2 separate regions of the Homo sapiens genome follow, and region 1 is linked to region 2. A link is an interaction called in ENCODE POLR2A ChIA-PET data of the cell type or tissue named here. Cell type or tissue: B cell. All regions are shown on one strand. Each heading gives the region's core, and the rest is flanking DNA. Links, peaks and the distances in the headings are about the cores only.

Region 1 (7,774 bases), core at 1,403-6,402, 500 kb before region 2:
TAATAGAGTTTTGAGAATCAAGGAAATAGTCTCCGCTCTCAAGGAAATTAGAGTTTTGGAGAGCGGGTGTGTTAACTGTCTTCCTGTGTAACAGATTACCTCGAAAGTTAGTGTTTAAGACAACATTTCTTATTTTTCACAGTTTCTGTGAGTCAGGAATTTGGAATCAGCTTGGCTGAGTGATTCAAACTCAGGTCTCTCAAAAAATTGCAATAATGGCTGGGCACGGTGGCTCACACATGTATTCTCAGCATTTTGGGAGGCTGAGGCAGGTGGATCCCTTGAGGTCAGGAGATCGAGACCAGCCTGGCCAACATGGGGAAACCCCGTCGCTACTAAAAATACAAAAATTAGGTAGGTTTGGTGATGCACGCCTGTAGTCCCAGCTACTCAGGAGGCTAAGGCATGAGAATCACTTGAACCTGGGAGGCGGAGGTTGCAGTGAGCCAAGATTGCACCACTGCACTCCAGCCTGGGCGGCAGAGTATCTAAAAAAAAAAAATTATCTGGGAGTGGCAGCCCATGCCTGTAATCCCAGCTACTCAGGAGGCTGAGGCATAAGAATTGCTTGAACCAGGGAGGTGGAGGTTGCAGTGAGCTGAGATCGTGCCACTGCACTCCAGCCTGGGTGACAGAGCAAAACTGTCTCAAAAAAAAAAAATTGCAGTAATATGTCAGCTGAGGTAGCAGTCATCTGAAGGCTTGACTGAGGCTGGTGAATCCTTTTTCAAGGTGGCTACTCATATTGCTGGCAGGTTGGTGCAGGCTGTTGGTGGGAGATCTCAATTCCTCTTCATGTGGGCCTCTCCGCATGAATGCCTTCATGGCATGGCAGCCAGCTTGCCTCAGAGCATGTAATACAAAAGACCAAGCTGCTGCATTGACTTTTATGACCTAGCTTCAGAAGTCACATACCATCATTTTTCCAGTATTCTGTTGGCCACACATTGTGGGAAGGGACTACACAAGAATGTAAATGGCAGGAGGTGAGGGTCATTGGGGGCCATCTTGGAGGCTGGCCACGACAGTGGGTAAAGTAGAAAATGTTGAAAAGAAGGTACTGAAGTTCTGAAGTAGGGGAGAGGGGAGGACTCAGAGTAGGAAAGATTACCTTTGGAGGAATGAAGGAATGGGAAAAATTTAATTCCTTTATCAGATATTTATAAATATTTATTGTGTGTTTACTATGTACCTTTCACATGGAGGCTAATATGTGGAGGTAGACACTAAATTAGGTTCACATGAAATGTTTTAAGTAATTTAGGCCAGTGTTGACATAAGGAAAAATATTTGAAATCTATGTGTATGGTGAAGGTGGAGTCATTTTTTTTTATATTGATGAAAACAGTAACTTAGTGATAGATGAGCAGTTACACAGCATAAGTAGTTAACATAAATACTAGAGTCATACTGCATAGATCGGAATCCTGGCTCTACTTGCCGGCCGTGTGTATGAACTTGGACTGTGTGACTATGATACTCTTGCTACTTTATATTCTCTGTGACTCACTAGCTGTAAAATGGGGATAAAAATGGGGCCTGCTTCATATTGTTGCTGTGAGGATTAAATAAAAATATATAAAGTCCTTGGAACAGCTTTACATGCATGTCATTATCATGGTTATTATGATCATCATTGGTTTTGGGCAGTAGCGTAGAACTGACTGGGTGAATTAGTTTGGAGTCAGAGAGATGAATGAATATAGACTGATATGAGTATGCAGAAGGAGGCATTTAAATGTTAACCATTGCTGCTTCACCATCAATTTTTCTATGTCAAGTACCTACATCTAGATAATTTTTATTTTACAAAGTAGAGTGAACCAGTGGCTTTATTTAGGTGAATTCCACAGTTAAAATAAGACCCAAGGAGGTGCACAAGTTGCCATTAAGGGTGTCTCTTACCATCTTGTATCTTTGAATTTACTGGGCTCTCTGTCTGTAGAATGGGTTTAGCTGGAAGCAGTACTTAAAAGAGCATGTGCTTCACAAGAGCTAGGGCCCATAATAAAAATACCTAGAATGAGAACCTGTGTGGCTGAGTTTGAGGGACAAGGTTAACCTGGAGGGAATTTCAAAGGTATAGGCCTGGTACTGTGGCTCATGCCTATAATCCCAGCCATGTGAGAGGCTGAGACAGGAGGATTGCTTGAGCCCAGGAGTTTGAGGCTGCAATGAGCTGTGATCACACCACTGTGCTCCAGCCTGGTTAACAGATGAGACACTGTCTCAAGTAAATAAATAAATTAGAAAGTTAATTATAAGAAACTTCTAAATCTGGAGTATAGAAGTTTAGGAATTCAAAGGACGGATTTTGTGAAACTGCATCAGTTTAGATAAACTCTTTAGAGGCAGTAGTGATCTTCCTAATGAAGATGACTTCCATTTTACTACTTTAGGAAGTAGATTTGTTACGTCGAAAGGAAAGGAAATAGAAATGGATTCAGCTTTCTCCAAGTTGAAGTCTGAAATCTCTGATTTTGTACAACAGAAAAACGATTCTGTTGACTTAAAAACTGCCCAGGTGTTTTTTTGTTTGTTTCTTTTGTTTTGTTTTTAAAGAGACAGAGTCTCACTCTGTCATCCAGCTACCACACCCAGGCCTGTACCTTTTATTTTTTTATTTTTATTTTTTGAGAGACAGAGTCTCGTTCTCTTGCCTAGGGTAGAGCACAGTGGTGTGATCATGGCTCACTGCAACTGCCGCCTCCCAGGTTCAAGCGATTCTCCTGCCTCAGCTTCCCAAGTAGCTGGGATTACAGGTATGTGCCACCATGCCCAGCTAATTTTTGTATTTTTTAGTAGAGGCAGGGTTTCACTATATGTTGGCCAGGCTGGTCTCAAACTCCTGACCTCAGGTGATCCGCCTGCCTTGGCCTCCCAAAGCGCTAGGATGATAAGCATGAGCCACCGTGCTTGGCCAGTCCTGTACCTTTTAAATGCCCTCCAGATTAACCTTGTCCCTCAAACTCAGCCACACAGGTTCTCATTCTAGGTATTAGTGTGGGCCCTAGTTCCACCTCTAAGCTCTTGTGAAGCATATGGTGGGATCATAGCTCACTGCAACCTCAAAACTCCTTGTCTTAAGTGATCCTTCTGCCTCTGCCTCCTGAGTAGCTAGGACAACAGCATGTACCACCATGCTTGGCTAATTTTTTTTTTTTTTTTTTTTTTTTTGAGATGGAATCTTGCTCTGTCACCCAGGCTGGAGTGCAGTGGCGGGATCTCGGCTCACTGCAAGCTCCGCATCCTGGGTTCAAGCAATTCTCCTGCCTTAGCCTCCCGAGTAGCTGGGATTATAGGCACCCACCACCACGCCCAGCTAATTTTTTGTATATGTATATATTTTTTTTAGTAGGGACGGAGTTTCACTATGTTGGCCAGGCTGATCTCGAACTCCTGACCTCAGGCGATCCATCCGCCTCGGCCTCCCAAAGTATTGGGATTACAGCGTGAGCCACTGTGCCTGGCCTGCTTGGGTAATTTTTTTTTTTTTAATTATGTTTTGAGACGGAGTCTTGCTCTGTTGACCAGGCTGGAGTGCAGTGGTTCGATCTTGGCTCACTGCAACCTCCGTCTCCCGGGTTCAAGCCATTCTCCTGCCTCAGCCTCCCAGGTAGCTGGGACTACAGGCATGTGCCACCATGCCCGGCTAATTTTTTTGTATTTTTGGTAGAGACGGGGTTTCACCATATTGGACAGGCTGGTCTCAAACTCCTGACTTCAAGTGATCCGCCCGCCTCGGCCTCCCAAAGTGCTGGGATTACACATGTGAGCCACCGCGCCCAGCCTCTGCTTGGCTAATTTAAAAAATTTTTTTTGTAGAGAAGAGAAGAGAGTCTTGCTATATTGCCTAGACTAGTCTCAAATTCCTGGCCACAGCAATCCTCCTGCCTTGGCCTCCCGAAGTGTTGGGATTACAGGTGTGAGCCACCGTGCCTGGCCAAAATTCTTAAAAATACTGAATCCATATCACATGTATGAGGAGAGAAGATAATTACACTCTGTGTCACTGCAGGTGTTAAAGCAGAAATTGGGTGACCTGTCAGGGTGCATTGGGTGGAACTAATTGCTCAAGTTGCCTTCAGTTCTGTGGTTCATGACTCAAGTCCAGTTCTCTCATTGTTTAGTGGGAGGAGGCACTGTGAAATTAAATGATTTGAGTTCCACAACAGTCCAGGGGCTGAGCCCAGGCCAGTTCCTCACACAGTATTTAAGGCCGGCTCATATAGCAGTAATAGAAGATCTGTAGAATCCTTGGAAGAAAGAGCGTTGTGAAAATGTCTTTTTTTTTTTTTACTTCCACATTTTTACTTCTGTGGTATGTTTGGTTCATTTGCTCCCCACTCATTCTTATTGATATGCATTTAGAAATCATTCTCTGTGTAAATGAGAGCTTGTAATGAGTAATTTGGCTAGTTCATTTTGAGATCTGGAGTGTGTCCTCTGTTACTGAATTTCTAGATAGGTAGGCTATTTACAGGTCTTTGTCCTCTAAAATTATGAGTGGAAATTATGGGTGATTCTGGTTTTTGAAAATAATTGTTCTTGTATTAAAATTTAAAGCATAATGGGCATAATTCAAACAAAGTTCTGAACTTCATAATATGACAGAGTAAAATATCCAGTGAGGTAACATGTCCATGTCAAGTTTTAGGGCACAGCAGATCTGGGTACTGACAGTTACCAGGTATGTGACTGTAGGCTTACTCCTTAACCTTCCTGTGATTCAGCTTCTTCATCTGTAAACTAGAGTTAATAATCCTTACAACATGAGGTCGTTATAAGGATTATGAAGAAATGTAAAGAGGGAAGTAATAGGGGCATCTACTTTATAGTAGACATTGTGCTACCTTATTAATCCTCATATGAACTCTGAAATAAGTGGTAGTAGCAGCATTTTGCAGATGAGCAAAGAGAAGCTTCTAGAGGAACTTCTAGATAACAGGATTTTTGTTGTTGTTTTGCTTTTTTGTTTTTTTTAGACAGAGTCTTGCTTTGTCTTCCAGACATGAGTGTAGTGGCAGGGTCATAGCTCACTGTGTCCTCAAACTCCTGTAACCTCAAACTGCTGAAGCAGTTCTCCTGCATAACTAGGACTATAGGCGTGTGCCATCATGCCCGGCTAAATTTTTTTGTGCAGGCGGGGTGTCACAGTGTTCCCCAGGCTGATCTTGAACTCTTGCCCTCACGCTTTGACCTCCTAAACTGTTGAGATGACAGGCATGAGCCGCTGTGCCTGGCCAGGATTTGAATCCAGATCTGTTTTTGAATTAAATAATTCTGGCTTCCTACCATGATGTATATGAAGTTCCTAACTTTGCCTCTAGTAAATGTCTTTTCGTGTTCAGTGTCTTTTGCATAGTTAGCGAAAATGTCAGTTATAGTGAGAACTCTTTGTAGTAGTAATCAAGATGTTATAGCTCAGAAAATATTCTGTGCGGTATTCATTATATGTATCTGGTTGCCATTCCTGAGGTGGAAAACTATAATAGTAACCTCACATCTTAAGTTGCTCAATTAATACTTGCCAAATAAGGGCCAGGCATTATGGCTTACACCTGTAATCCCAGCACTTTGGGAGGACAAGGTGGGAGGATCACTTGAGCCCAGGAGTTCAAGACCAGCCTGGGCAACATGACAAGACCGTGTGTCTACAAGAAGTAAAAAAAGTAGCTCAGCATGGTGACATGCACTTGTAGTGCATGAGCCCGGGAGATCGAGGCTGCAGTGAGCTGTGTTTGTGCCACTGCACTCCAGCCTGGGCAACAGAGTGAGACTGTCTCAGAAACAAAAAAATTACCAAATAAAGGCATACTGTAATATCCACATTTTTAGAATTTTTTTTTTTGTCAGTGTTTCAGTATCTTTTAAATTGTAAATGGGGTAAGTGATCCAGGGTCTCTTGATTGTGGTTAATTTGTACATATTTTCTCTACCACAAAATTTACAGGAACTTGGAAAGTTGTCCTTTCCTAATATTTTAGAATGCACTGTGTTGAATTTTGGTGTTAGAGTGGTGTTATCATGGTTGAAACTTTGGCTTTAGTTAGTGTGTGTGTGTGTGTGTGTGTGTGTGTGTGTGTTTGAGACAGGGTCTCATTCTGATACACAGGCTGGATCGCAGTGGCACGATCGTAGCTCACTGTAACCTTGAACCCCTGGCCTCAAGCAGTTCTCCCGCCTTGAACTCTCAAAGTGTTGGGACTACAGGCATGAGCCACTATGCCTGGCCCTGGCTTTGTGTTTCGTATTTAGTTATATGATGGATATATTTAAAGTAGTCTTTTTGAGTTTGCCATATATATGTGTATATATTGTCTTTCCTTTAAAATGTAGAGCAAGAGAAATTTAGAAATTAAAAGTAAGGGTTGGCTGGGCGTGGTGGCTCACGCCTGTAATTCCAGTACTTTGGGAGGATTGCTTGAGCTTAGAGGTTCAAGACCAGCCTAGATAACATGGCAAAACCCCGTCTCTACAAAAAATACAAAAAATAACCGGGCGCGGCGCTGTGCACCGATAATCCCAGCTACTCTGGAAACTTGAGGCGTGGGAGAGAATTGCTTGAGCTTGGGAGGTGAAGGTTGCAGTGAGCTGTAGTTGCGCCACTGCACTCCAGCCTGGGTGACAGAGCCAGACCTCATCTCAAAAAAAACGAGTAAATCTTAGGACAGGCATGGTAGCCCATGCCTGTAATCCCAGCACTTTGGGAGGCCAAGGTGGGTGGATCACCTGAGGTCAGCAGTTCGAGACCAGTCTGCCAAGATGGCGAAACCCCATCTCTACTAAAAATACAAAAAAATCAGCCGGGTGTGGTGGTGGGGGTCTGTAATTCCAGCTACTTGGGAGGCTGAGGCAAGAGAATTGCTTGAACCGGGGAGGTGGAGGTTGCAGTGAGTTGAGATCATGCCACTGCACTCCACCCTGGGGGACAGAGTGAGACACTTTCAAAAAAAAAAGTAAGGGTTATTTTCTTTTTTGTCCATTGTTTATGTGATCATCTTTATGAGAAGAAATCACTTGAACTAAAGCTTCTATGCAAGAGCCTTTCACTCTTTAAATTTGCACTCCAGGTTCATGCTCTAAGGTTGTGGCATTGAAGGGAAAGAGGTTGTGGGTTTTTATTCTATTTTATTTACTTATTCTGTGTTATTTATTTATTTTCATTTATGAGACGGAGTCTTCTTGCTCTGTTGCCCAGGCTGGAGTGTAGTGGCACAATCTTGGCTCACTGCAATCTCTGCCTCCGGGGTTCAAGCGATTCTTGTGCCTCAGACTCCCAAGTAGCTGGGAATTACAAGCGCCTGCCACCATGCCCGACTAATTTTTGTGTTTTTAGTAGAGATAGGGTTTCACCATATTGGCCAGGCTGGTCTCAAACTCCTGACCTCAAGTGATCTGCCTGCCTCAGCCTCCCAAAGTTATGGATTACAGGCGTGAGCCACCCTGCCAGGCCTTATTTATTTATTTATTTATTTATTTATTTATTTATTTATTTATTTAGAGAGAGGGCCTTGCTATGTTGCCTGGGCTGGTTGTGAACTTCTGGCCTCAAGCAGTCTACCTGCCTTGGCTTCCCAAAGTGTTGGGATTACAGGTTTGAGCCAACACACCCCTCCTATTTTTATTTTTTTTTTAGGGACAGGTGTCTCACTCTGTTGCCTAGGCTGATCTTGATCTCCTGGGCTCAAGTGATCCTCCCATCTTGGCCTCTTAAAATGTTGGGATTACAGGCATGAGCCACTGAGCCTTTTATTCTATTTTATAGATTCAT
Region 2 (7,774 bases), core at 927-5,926:
AGCTGGGATTACAGGCACATGCCACCATGCCTGGCTAATTTTTTGTATTTTCAGTAGAGACAGGGTTTCTCCATGTCGGTCAGGCTGGTCTCGAACTCCCAACCTCAGGTGATCCGCTCGCCTCGGCCTCCCAAAGTGCTGGGATTACAGGCATGAGCCACCGTGCCCGGCACATTACCCCTTATATGCTATACACAGTTCCCTCTGCATATAATAGCCTTCTCCCCCTCACCCATTCAACAACAAACCAATAAAAACCATGAAACCCGTCTTTCTACAATGCCCAGTTCAAGTGTTCCCTCTCCATTGTGGACTTCCTTCCAGAAAGAATTCATTGCTTTGCCCTAGGCACATATTTAATATCGGTATCATAGCCTGTATGGTATGGTTACCTCCCTCAACTAGGTTAAAAGTGCCCGAAATGCAGAGACCATGTCTTACATAAATCACTTTGCATGCCTGTACCTACGACATCAGCAACTAGTAGGTGCCCAATAAATGTTTGTTGCATTAAAAAAACTGAATGACTATAAAAGTATGTCATTTTTGATAATATCTCAATAAAAAGAAGAGATGATACAAATAAACAGCTTAGTTCAGCATGTGTCAGTAAATCCACAATAGAGCTGAAACCTCCCAGTAATGTACAGTTCCACTATGTGACAGCGAAACCAGACACTAAGAAAAATGAGCATTACATTTAACCAGTCAAAGCCACATGTGACAGATAAAATAGTAGTATCTGTTTTCAGATCAGTGTGATAATATAAGCACATAAATGCCAAATAAAATAGGTCACATGAATTTCTCTCTACGGGAATCAGGCCAATGAAGCATATACATATCTGTGCCTCCGGATTTTACAGAATATATATATATATATATATATTTTTTTTTTTTTTTTTTTTTTTTTTTGAGACAGAGTCTTGCTCTGTCCCCCAGGCTGGAGTGCAGTGGCGCGATCTTGGCTCACTGCAAGCTCCGCCTTCCAGGTTCACGCCATTCTCCTGCCTCAGCCTCCCAAGTAGCTGGGACTACAGGCGCCTGCCACCATGCTCGGCTAATTTTTTTGTATTTTTAGTAGAGATGGCGTTTCACTGTGTTAGCCAGGATGGTCTCGATCTCCTGACCTCGTGATCCACCCGCCTTGGCCTCCCTAAGTGCTGGGATTACAAGCTTGAGCCACTGCGCCCAGCCTTTTTTTTTTTTTTTTTGAGATGGAGTCTCACTCTGTTGCCCAGGCTGGAGTACAGGGGCATGATCTTGGCTCACTGCAACCTCTGCCTCCCATGTTCAAGCAATTCTCCTGCCTCAGCCTCCCAAGTAGCTGGGACTACAGGCCCCTCGCCCTCGCCCTCGCCCTCGCCTCGCCTTTATTGAGATGGAGTTTCACACTGTCACCCAGGCTGGAGTGCCGTGGTGTGATCTTGGCTCACTGCAACCTCTGCCTCCTGGCTCCGTCCCGTCCCGTCCCGTCTCGTCTCGTCTTTATTGAGATGGAGTTTCACACTGTCACCCAGGCTGGAGTGCAGTGGTGTGATCTTGGCTCACTGCAACCTCTGCCTCCTGGGTTCAACTGATTCTCCTGCCTCAGCCTCCCGAGTAGCTGGGATTACAGGCACAGCTGGGATTACAGGTGCACACTAACAGGCCCAGCTAATTTTTGTATTTTTAGTAGAGATGGGGTTTTGCTATGTTGGCCAGGCTAGTCTCAAACTCCTGACCTCAAGTCATCTGCCTGCCTCGGCCTCCCAAACTGCTGGGATTACAGGCGTGAGCCACTGCACCCAGTCACAGAAGGTAATTTTCATATTTAACCTCTAAAAATATGGAACAATAAGACAGATCCATGGGTAACTCTGTTAATTTGATTCAATTTTATCTCTCACATACACAGCAGAAAAATTAAATAAGCCCTGAAGTGGTCCTTGGGAAAAATGTAAGAAATATTCACTGTTCCTCCAAAGGATATGTTCAGAGGCATCTGAAGTTTTACATTAACAAAAACTCTGTCAACTTGTCTTCCTTCAGCATTTACAATAGAAGCTTTCACAACAATAGCAGAACTCTCTTTGAGAAATTTGTTAGGTCATACAAAATTGCAATCTGGTGACCATTCAGGGAAAAAAAGCTCGTTCTAAACTGATGTGAAATTTAACATTCTTTCTTCCTGCCTCCACTTTAAGTGGTTGGAGCTCCAATAATTAAAACAAAGAATAAATAATAGTTTAAGGAGTCAATTCTGTGTATCAACACCCAACACAGTTCCTAGCACACAGTAGGTGCTCAATAAATATGTGCTGAATTAATCAGGAGAGAGGAGGGGAGGAAAGGAGGCAAAAATAAGGAATTATGCTTGTGCATAATTCAGGAATGATCTATAATCTGTTTACAGCAGTCTTTTAGAAACCATCACCTGCTTTATATCTTTCTGGCAGAGAAAAAAAAAAAAATCCCTAAACTCAAGAGGTCAAAGTCTACAATTCCCAACTCCCGAAGAATATATAATCCTAATCCATCTCTGAACTTCAATAAACATCTCTCTCCAAGAAAATGTTACGGAAGATGCTGCACAGTTTCAGAGAGCACTCTTCAAGAGGAACAGCAAAATTCACTTCCTCCAATAAGACTTCTATACCGCGCTGGGCACAGTGGCTCAGCCTGTAATCCCAGCACTTTGGGAGGCTGAGGCGGGCGGATCACGAGGTCAGGAGATCGAGACCTTCCTGGCTAACACGCTGAAACCCCGTCTCTACTAAAAAATACAAAAAATTATCTGGGCAAAAAATTATCCGGGCGTGGCGGCAGGCGCCTGTCAAGTCCCAGCTACTCGGGAGGCTGAGGCAGGAGAATGGCGTGAACCCGGGAGGCGGAGCTTGCAGTGACCCGAGATCGCACCACTGCACTCCAGCCTGGGCAACAGAGCGAGACTCTGTCTCAAAAAAAAAGACTTCTATACCAACCCTGCCCATCCATAAGGGCTCCTGATCTATACTTGCACAACTTACCTGGATATTTTGTAAACCATATTGACCGTTTATTCATTTGTTAACTATTTTTTTTTTTTTTTTTTTTTTTTAGACGGAGTCTCCCTGTCGCCCAGGCTGGAGTGCAGCGGCGCAATCTTGGCTCACTGCAAGCTCCACCTCCCGGGTTCACGCCATTTTCCTGCCTCAGCCTCCCGCGGGGGACTACAGGCATCCGCCACCTCGCCCGGCTAATTTTTTTTTTTTGCATTTTTAGTAGAGACGGAGTTTCACCGTGTTAGCCAGGATAGTCTGGATCTCCTGACCTCGTGATCCGCCCGCCTCGGCCTCCCAAAGTGCTGGGATTACAGGCGTGAGCCACCGCGCCCGGCCAATTCATTTGTTAACTATTCTTAGCACCTTCGCTACAACTGCAATTCCAAGCCTTTCCTCTTAATAGGAAATCAAAACTTGTCATTTCAAGTCTTCAACTGTGTACTCTACACTCTACCAACTACAATGACTTCTCTTTCGAAGGCAATACAAAGAAAAGCTGAACCCACTTCCTTTCTTTCTTTCCTCCTCCAAAACTCCCTCCGCCATTAAACAAGAGTCAGAAGAGCAGGATTTGGGCCTGAGCTCAGGCATTACTGCAGTACGAGGCCCGTTAAGCCTGGGAATCTGAGAAACCTTTTTCTAACTGCACTCTGCCTTCCTCAACCCATTTCTTCCCTCTTTTCTCAAACATGCATAGTCCTCTTCCATTTAAAAAAAATCTTTCACTTGAACTTAATCCTCCTCCTCATTGTTCTCTCTTCCATTTATTTCCAAATGTCCTAAAATTGGGTGGTGGACTATAGTCATAACTCATTTTTAAAAATCATTTAATTTCTCTTTAACCCATAAAATTTGGTTTCTGCACCTCCTACTCCAATTAAATGGCACCCTTGAACACCAGTAAGTTCTTTTTAGAAACTATCATAGAAAATTTAAAACATGTACAAAGTAAATACAAATAAACTCCTATGTACCCATCACAACACTTCAATAGTTGCCAACATTCTGCCATTCCTGCTTCATCTATACTTCCATGTATTCTCCACTCCATTTGATTGTCAGTTTCACCACATAAAACATACCTACACTGTAACCATTTTTATTGTAATTATAAACAATTGCACCCCTATCAGACACAGAACATCTCCATCACCCCCTAGAAAGTTTTCTCATATCCTTTCTCTTTAATTAGTTCTTAAACAAATCCAGGTGTCTTTTCTCACTTGTCAACCTCCTTGATTCTTGGCAGCATCTGAAGTTACTGAGTGAGCCTTTCTCTTGAAATTCCCCTTTTGATTTCTATGATGCAAAAGGATCTCAATCCATCCTCGAGTCACATCAGTTTTGGCGCCAAAATACACCTCAAGTCTGTCTTTCCTCCACTTCCAGTAACACCCATGAATGTAGTCCTACCCGAACAGCTGCACGTGCCTTCTCACCAGGCTCCCTGCTTCCACTCTTACCTCTTTCCAATCCACTGTCCAGACAGCAGACAGAGCCACCTCTTAAAATGCAAATCCTACACATCACATCACTCCTCGAGTGAACAGCCTTCAATGGCTGCCCTAGGCATGGAGAATAGGTCCACGTTGCACACTGTGGCCTCTGAGGTCTTGCAAGGTCTCTGTCTCTCTCTCTAACCTCCTGTCACACTTGGCCCACAGGTTTCTGAGAGTTCTTAGAAGAGGCCAAGGGCTTTTGCAGCTGTTTCCTGTGTCTAGAACACTGTTGCTTCAGCTCTCCACACAGCTGGCTCCCTTGCCCATTAGCTTCAGCTGAAATGTCCCCGTCTCAGAGAGACCTTCCTTGACTAGCTACGCTCTTCCTCCCAGCTGCCCTGCATGACATGGCTTTATTTTTTTCATAGTACTTACCATCATTTATAATTATTATCTTTATTTATATTTATTCATGTCTCCCACTAAAATGAAACCGCCTTGAGAGTAGGAACCATGTATTTTTGGTTCACTGTTGTATCCCATGATAACACGTGCTTAATAATTATTTATTGAAGGCCAGGCGCAGTGGCTTACACCTATAATTCCAGCACTTTGGGAGACTGCGGCAGGAGAATCACTTGAGCCCAGAAGTTCGAGACCAGCCTGGGCAACACAGCAAGACTCTGTCTCTACCAAAAAAAAAAAGAGAGCCAGGTGTGGTGGCACACACCTGTGGTCCCAGCTACTTGGGAGGCTGAGGTGGGAGAATTGCTTGAGGCTGGGTGGTTGAGGCTGCAGTGAGCTGTGAGCTGTGAGCTGTGAGCCGTGAGCCGTGAGCCGTGAGCCGTGAGCCGTGATCATACCACCACACTCCAGACTTGGTGACAGAGAAAGATCCAGTCTCAAAAAAAATATATTGAACAAAAATAAATTCAGCTGAAAATCACTTTTTGGTAAAAAATTCTCTACTTTTCCTCAAAACCTACTACCTTTCCTAATGGCCTTCTGTTAACAGACATCCACAAACTATGTAACCACAGCAAAATGACAAATTCCAGCCATACATTAAATCATTCCAAATATAAGATTTTATTGATTGATTGATTTACACCCTCGGAGGAGGAGAATGGACTGACCCCTGCGAGATGAGATCAGCCTCCAAATATAAGATTTTAAACAAAAGCAAACATCAGGAGGAAAAACATAAGAGCCTGAGTTAAACTAAGGCTGATGAAGTTGAAGTTATAATCTAATTTATAACAGAAGCATCCACTTAGTGCAAGTATAAAAAGAATGTTCTCTTATTCTTGAGTCTAATTCATTCTGAACTGATAAACTATTCAGTAATTGAAAAATCAAGAAAGCTAGTCATTTATTTTTCCAAAAAGAAGTTGAAAACTGAGTTTATGGCACAGTAATATATTCTATACCAGTCTAATTACATGTTCACCAAGCAATCTCCCAATTATACCTTCTCTTTCCAGGGAGAAAATGTACTAGCCAGAAATCCAATCTTCCTTTTTTTTGAGGCAGGGTCTGGCTTTGCTGCCCAGGCTGGAGTGCAGTGGCATGATCACAGCTCACTGCAGCGTCAACAGCCCTGGGTACAAATGATCCTCCTACCTCAGCCTCCTGAGTAGCTGGGACTGCAGGCATGCACCACCATGCCCAACTAATTTTTGTATTTTTTGGAGACAGGGTTTTGTCATGTTGCCTAGGCTGGTCTCGAAGTCTTGAGCTCAAGCAATCTGCCCACCTCGGACTCCCAAAGTGCTGGGATTGCAGGCATGAGCCCCAATCTTCCTTAACATTATATTTCACTATCAATTAGTAAATTAGGATCTTGAGGAAGGGTGTATATGTACCTCAGAAATTCTGGGGTGTGTGTATCTTGGGTGTCCTGGGTATGTGTGCCTCTGTGTGTGTGTGTGTGAGGGAGATTCCTAGATCGTGTGTGTACCTCACAGGCTCTGACTAACCCTACATCAGATTCAGGGTCTAAATGAGTCTGATGAAAACCTATATGCTTCTGCTTTAGCTACGGAAAGAAGAAAGAAATCTGGTGATATGGGAAAGGAAAACTAAGAGGACAGGATGACATCTGTCCCTCCACCCAAGCCACGGACTAGATCATAGCCCCGCAGAGGGGGCATTCAGAAAGAAATGGAAAGAGTTGTTTTCAGAGCTCCCAGGAAGAGCTACAGACAATTCTGAATGGACAGAGAGGGAAGTAAAAGTAATACTAAGGGTCTCATGTAACTATGTTAAGAAGCAGCCAAGGAAAATCAGCACATGGAGCCAGATATAGACAAAAATATAGATAAATATTTATATATAGGATTTATATATAGGATTAATATATATTTATTTTTATTTTATTTATTATATATATTTACATACAAGATTTGATGATGATAACACTCCTTAGGCTCTAGATTGAAAAAACAAAGCAAACAAATTACCATTTAAAAATTTATAATATGTAGCCATAAAAAAGAATTAAATCATCCAGGCATGGTGGCTCATGCCTGTAATCCCAGTACTTTGGAAGACCTAGGTGGGTGGAGTGCTTGAGATCAGAAGTGTGAGACCAGCCTGGACAACAAAGTGAGACCCCGTCTCTACAAAAAATACAAAAATTAGCCAGGTTTGGTGGTGTGCACCTGTAGTCCCAGCTACTCAGGAGGCTGAGGTGGGAGGATGGTTTGAGCCTGGGTGGCAGAGGCTGCAATGAGTCAAGATCGTATGACTGCACTCCAGCCTGGGCAATAGAGCCAGGCCCAGTCTAAAAAAAAAAAAAAAAAAAAAAAAAAAAATTAAATAACGTCCTTTGTAGCAACAGGGATACAGCTGAAGGCCATTATCCTAAATGAATTAACACAGAAACAGAAAACCAAATGCTGCATGTTCTCACTTATAAGTGGGAGCTAAACACTGGGTACATGTGGACATAAAGATGGAAACGGTGGACACTGGGGACTCCAAAAGGGAGAGGGAGGGAAGGGAACAAGGGTTCAAAGACAAGCTCTTGGGTACTATGCTCACTACCTGAGTGATGGAATCACTTGTACCCCAAGCCTCAGCATCACACAACATACTCATGCAACAAACCTGCACGTGTACCTCTAAATCTAAAATAAAATAAAATAAAATTTGTAATAGAAAAACACCTAAAAATTATCAGTGACTGCCTCTGTGCAGCAGGAACAGGGGACCAGCTTTGACTCCTGACTTTATATACTTCTGATTTTTTATAAGCCTATAGTAACTTTCGTAACAAACTTTAAAAGACATAGTATTAGTGTTCTAAAA

The links. ChIA-PET counts read pairs that join two places held together with the same protein. Peaks named below come from ENCODE experiments on the same cell type or tissue, not always from the same donor. Only the 100,000 strongest peaks of a DNase experiment are listed, where the experiment ranks them.
Region 1: POLR2A ChIA-PET joins it to region 2 with 6 read pairs; 2 of 35 experiments call an interaction of 5 or more read pairs at or near these places.

What each region holds. Positions count from the first base shown.
Region 1 is chr22:40,625,179-40,632,952 of GRCh38, reverse strand. All of the region lies in intron 1 of MRTFA (myocardin related transcription factor A), which reads left to right. Among named protein-coding and RNA genes, the nearest start is that of MRTFA, 7.7 kb to the left of the region's middle. In B cell, for the core only: no CTCF peak of the experiment used is centred there; no DNase peak of the experiment used is centred there; H3K27ac peaks cover 548 bases.
Region 2 is chr22:40,126,085-40,133,858 of GRCh38, reverse strand. It overlaps a transcript of TNRC6B not described here. Among named protein-coding and RNA genes, the nearest start is that of TNRC6B, 48 kb to the left of the region's middle. In B cell, for the core only: no CTCF peak of the experiment used is centred there; no DNase peak of the experiment used is centred there.